Linked DNA regions of Mus musculus: region 2 is linked to region 1. Evidence: chromatin loops called from intact Hi-C (ENCODE). Cell type or tissue: gastrocnemius. All regions are shown on one strand.

Region 1 (2,500 bases):
GCCCTCTGACTTGAGGGATTAGGGAGAAAAGGGCAAACTCAGCTCTCTGAGGCCTTTCATCTGTGGCTTCCTTGGATCATGGCTGCGGGATGTTTATGAAACTCTGAATCAATTTGAGGCGCAGAGATTTTCAATCAGGGAAGCAGATTGTGCTGAGAGGGTCAAAAGGCCTGTCGCCAGCAAGGAGCTCGGCATCTGACATATTAATCTGAGCTGTCAGAACCAATATGTGTAACAGAGGTGTGGAGGTACAGGCCCTGTTTCTGCAAAGGAGTCGGGGGGAAAAGTGGGGGAAATACCACCCTGGGAGAATATGACATTTCACAGATTCCAGGAGAGCCAGCCCTGCCCTGCAGCTCAGCCTGTGACCACTGTGGCCCCTGTTCACTGGAGAGGGCAGGGGTACAGGCTGGGGGCTGAGAGTGGTGGGAGGCTCTGAGCCTCACAGTAGTGTCCTGTTGCTCAGTAGGTAACATTTACTTGGCTTGCCCTAGACAAGCTTTCTCTTCTCTTCTCTTCTCTTCTCTTCTCTTCTCTTCTCTTCTCTTCTCTTCTCTTCTCTTCTCTTCTCTTCTCTTCTCTTCTCTTCTCTGCTGCCACCTGACTTCCAGAGCCCTCTCACTGGCACAGGAGGCAGAGCTGAGCCCCAGCAGGAAGCAATGTTACATAGAGCCCAATGTTACGTACAGCATGTGAGCTGGCTAGCCAGAGTCAAGCCTCTGGGAGGACACCTGCCTTGGCGAAACTGATACCCATTAACACACCTTGTGCTCTAAGCACTGCTTCCTTGTGTCCCATCTCCATCCCCCAAAGGCCCATTACTTTACTTGGCAGGAGCTGGCTGCTGCTGCTGGTGACTGATTTGAGAATCATGTGAGGATATGGCGTGTCCGTCTGTCTGTATAGGTAGCTACTATGTAATGAGTCTGAGCATTATGCCTCAGGCTCTCTTATGTTTGGGGTTATACATGGGATCAGGGTGGACCTGGGAAAGCTCCGTGGTACTTGAACTTCTTATACCAAGTGAATCTAAGTGAATGCATGAATGAAGGTCACAGTGTAACCCAGACAGCTGAGTTCAGGGGATGTTGTTCTCATTTCCGGGTATCACTTAGCTACTGCTGGGCCTGGCTGATTTGGTGAGCTCCGTATTGGTGATCACATAAAGAGTTATTCCCCATCTGATAGAACAAATTCTGCATTCGGAAAACTAGCCATACAGATAGCTTTTGTTAGCTCTCAAAAGGTGACAATGTCTTTAGTGTGACACCTGGGGGAAGATTCAGAAGCTCAAATACCTGCATACTGCTGAAGTCCCCAGTGGGAGGTGTGTGTGTGGGAGATTCTGACCCCTGTTAGAATGATTACAAGCCAGTGGCCACCTGGGTCAGCCTCCATGGTGCTGGGCCCTTCCTTGTGGTGATGGCTAAGGTTGACTGTCAACTTGATTGGATTAATAAGTGCCTAAGAGCTAATCAAGGCACATCCTTGGGTGTGTCTGCATGGACATCTCCTCAGAGCACTGGATCCTGAGGGTTCTGGTACGTTGAACGGGTTTATCTGTTGATGGAGTCATAACGTGATATTATTGGACAGCAGTAAAGGGCAAGAAATGGGGGCCTCTGGGGGGTGTAGTTCTCTTGGGGTGTCCTTGGAGTCTCCAACCTCTGTCTTTGTGCCTATTTGTCTACCCTTTGGCCACCACGAAGCTCCTGGATCACAAATCCCTGCTGCCATGATGCAATCCCAAAAAACATGGGTTGCGGGTGTCAAGGACAAGACTCGCTGGAGCGTAAGCCAAACAAAATCCTTCCCTGGCCCCCTTTTCATGTCAGGTATTTGATTACAGAGGTAAGAGGAGTAACTCATACCCATTAGGGGGATACCACTTTCTCTGGGCAGTCGTATTAGAAGGCTTTCCTCAGACACATGAAACTCCATCTACTCTTGGGTGGGTCTCTTGGCTCACGATCTAGCCCCTTTCCTATCAAATGTGAAACTATTTATAATTACATCTTACCAATAAATTTGACAATCAGACCTTAGCAAAGCAATAAGTAAATGAATGAATGGATGAATGAATGAATAAATAGATAGTGTTTGTAAGGAGGTAGGTCACTCAGTTGGTAAGGTGAAGTCAGAGGACACAAGTTTGACCCCAGAACAAACAGTAGAAGAGCAAAAGGGAGATGTGGTGCTGTGGACCTGTAGCCACAGTACTGGGAAGGCAGAGACAGGAGGGTCCATGGGATGCTCTAAGCATGGCCTACTTGGTAAGTTTCAGGACAGGCGAGAAACCCTGTCCCAAAATAAAATAAAATAAAATAAAATAAAATAAAATAAAATAAAATAATAAATAGAAAGGAAAAAGGTAGGTAGCACCTGCCGAATAATACCTAAGAGCACATCTATAGACTTGGACATACATGAATACTTGTGTACACACACCACCACCACCACCACCTCACAAAGGCCAAGAGAATCAGTAGGCCACTGGTGC
Region 2 (2,500 bases), 110 kb before region 1:
TCAGTTTTCAAAGGAATGGCTTGCCACCTGGGTGAGAACATGACTCATTAATCAACCCGGACCCGTGTTTACTGAGGGCCAGCTGTGGGCAGAGCATTGCCTTAGGAATGTGGTTGAAAAAAAAAAGACCCTGTTAAAAAAAAAAAAAAACCGGTTGCAGTGCAGGGGCATACAGCGCATGTCCTTCCCTCACAGAAGTGTGGCAGATGCAGAGGACCTCATTTGTCAGCCCTTCGCTGGTTACCCTGGAAATGACAAGCAGTGGTTTACCTAGGACAGGGCTAGAGCTACTTGAAGCTGTTTCTAGGACACTGGAGTGAAGAATGGGCTGCCTGTTAGTCCTTTTTCTGTCTAGCACGCAGGGTCTTGCTATGTAGCTCAGCCTGGTTTAGGACTCAAGATCTCCCTAGTAGGAACTACAAGCGAGCTTGATTTTATGCAGTGCTTTAAATAATATTGGATGCTGTAAACAGCCCAGCTAGAGCTATGAGTGAGGAATGGGTCTGTTATTTACCTGAAGTTCCTGGAGTCAGGTCACTGGCAACCAGGCCTTTAAGGCACGCTGCTGCTGAGGTGACCCTGGGTACATTGTCTCCCCCTCCCCCAATATGCTTCAGTTTCCCCATGCATAAAATCTGAGAGTGGCCATCCCAGTCCCGGGAGGCCAGAGGCAGACAGCACATGTGGAGTGTTGAGACAAAGGATCCCAGGTAAAGGAGGCCTGGGATTTGGTGTTCTTTCTGCCTCTAGGGAACGTCGTCGCTAAATAGAGTTTAGGTGGTAACTGCGTCACCCATCAATGTCTGGATCCCAAAGATCTCAGCCTAGACTGGGAATTCCACGGAACTGGTAACAGACCTTCCTCCGGGCTCCAGTCCAATGTATCTTTAAAAAAAAGTCCCTCAAAAGCTATTGTAAAAAAAAAAAAAAGCCTTTAGAAAATTGTGGATATTTATAGTTTTTTTTTCACAGACTTCAATTTACATAAAATTTGCCACCCAGGAAAAAAAGGCCTGAGTCAGGTGGAGAGCAAGAGGTGGTAGATTTGTTGTGAAGGGTAATGGGCACTTTTCACTCCTTGCTAGGGCGGAATTGCCTGAATGATCACCGCATGCATAATACTCAAACCCTAGTGGCAACATCATGAAATAATATCTCACCGGGTAACTATTTACATTTTTTTTTTTTTAACAAGCTGTAAGAACTTCGTAAAGTCTGTCTTGTAGAGAACTTGGTTTCCCTTCCCTGCGTTTAATATCTTTCAGCAGCTGACAATTACTGCCTTGGCCACAAGCCCTGAGTTAGCACAGTGCACTGGGCTCTGGAGGTTTCCTCAGCTGCCCCACCCCAGGCTTCAGACACTGCCTGGGGCATGACAGGGTCACTGAGGACTGGTGGCAGGGAACTGGCAAGAGTCAGGCCAGCCAGGCTCACAGGAAGACTTCTCTTGTGATGAAAGGGACTCAGGGGTCAGTCACCGCAGGTGTCTCAGGGCATTTTGTCTTACCTCCCAAGGGACTTCGGATACACTGTTTTTCTTCCCTCTGTGTTAACTTTCCAGTGGTGCTTGGCTATCAGGGCAGTAGCTGATACAGTTCTAAACATTTTGTATCCACTGTCGCAGAACCCTTGCCCTAATCACAGAGGAAGACAGAGGAGCCCAGAAAGCGTAAGCAGTTACCTAAGACCCAGTGCAGTAAGTGCCCTGTCATTTCTCTCCTCTCTAGACGGGCTTCTTTTTTGGCTGATCCACCTCCTCTTCCTTCTCTTTTACCTCTTTCTTTGAGCTTTTCCTTCTGGTGTTAGGAATCAAACCTAGGGCATCACTCATGCATGGCAAGGACTCTGAGCTGTAACCCCAGCCGTAAGTCTGTTTTTACATATGCAGGGCTACTTATTTATATCTCATTTCAACATAGTCATGAAAAATTTAAGGTAGACACTGGAGTTTACAAAGTGACATGTACATATACACATACACATACACATATAGTCACGTGAAAGGATCCATCCCCTCCCTCCACCATGCAATTATGGGAGGCAGGATCTTGCTATATAATCCAGACTGGCCTTGAACTCAACAATCCTCCAGCCTTAGCCTGTGTGTTTGTGCACGCACGTGCACATGCACATGCACACATGCACTTGAGGAGTGTGTGGGTGGAGGTCAGAGAACACCTTATATAGGAGTTGGCTTTCTCCTTCTATCATGTGGGCCCTGAATCTCAAACTCAGGTGGTTAGGCAGGACTGCGAGGGCCTTTACCTACTGAGTCTTATCTCTGCTACCCAAGTGAGTTTTTGTGTTACTCTGCTTACAACAAAGTTCAGAGTTATTCTGGGCAGGTTTTATTATCTCTTGTGTCAGATGAAGGCATAGGCTCTAAGAGCTGGAGGGAGAGTTTGAAAGTCATGTCACCCAGCAAAAACGTTGGTGGGAGTGGGGCAGGGCGCGAAGTGAGTTAGTTCTTCTTAACTCCTTCCTGTTGCGGATCTGCTCC

Evidence for each region. Peaks named below come from ENCODE experiments on the same cell type or tissue, not always from the same donor. Only the 100,000 strongest peaks of a DNase experiment are listed, where the experiment ranks them.
Region 2: a loop joins it to region 1, with 20 times the contacts of the local background. A loop is called at or near these places in 5 of 42 quality-filtered maps.

What each region holds. Positions count from the first base shown.
Region 1 is chr8:26,866,162-26,868,661 of GRCm38, reverse strand. No RefSeq gene overlaps it. Among named protein-coding and RNA genes, the nearest start is that of 2310008N11Rik, 43 kb to the right of the region's middle. In gastrocnemius, no CTCF peak of the experiment used is centred here; no DNase peak of the experiment used is centred here.
Region 2 is chr8:26,971,832-26,974,331 of GRCm38, reverse strand. The region is part of intron 1 of Gm39150 (a long non-coding RNA gene); the gene reads left to right. Among named protein-coding and RNA genes, the nearest start is that of Gm39150, 2.8 kb to the left of the region's middle. In gastrocnemius, no CTCF peak of the experiment used is centred here; a DNase peak (open chromatin) is centred at 1,365; H3K27ac peaks cover 459 bases.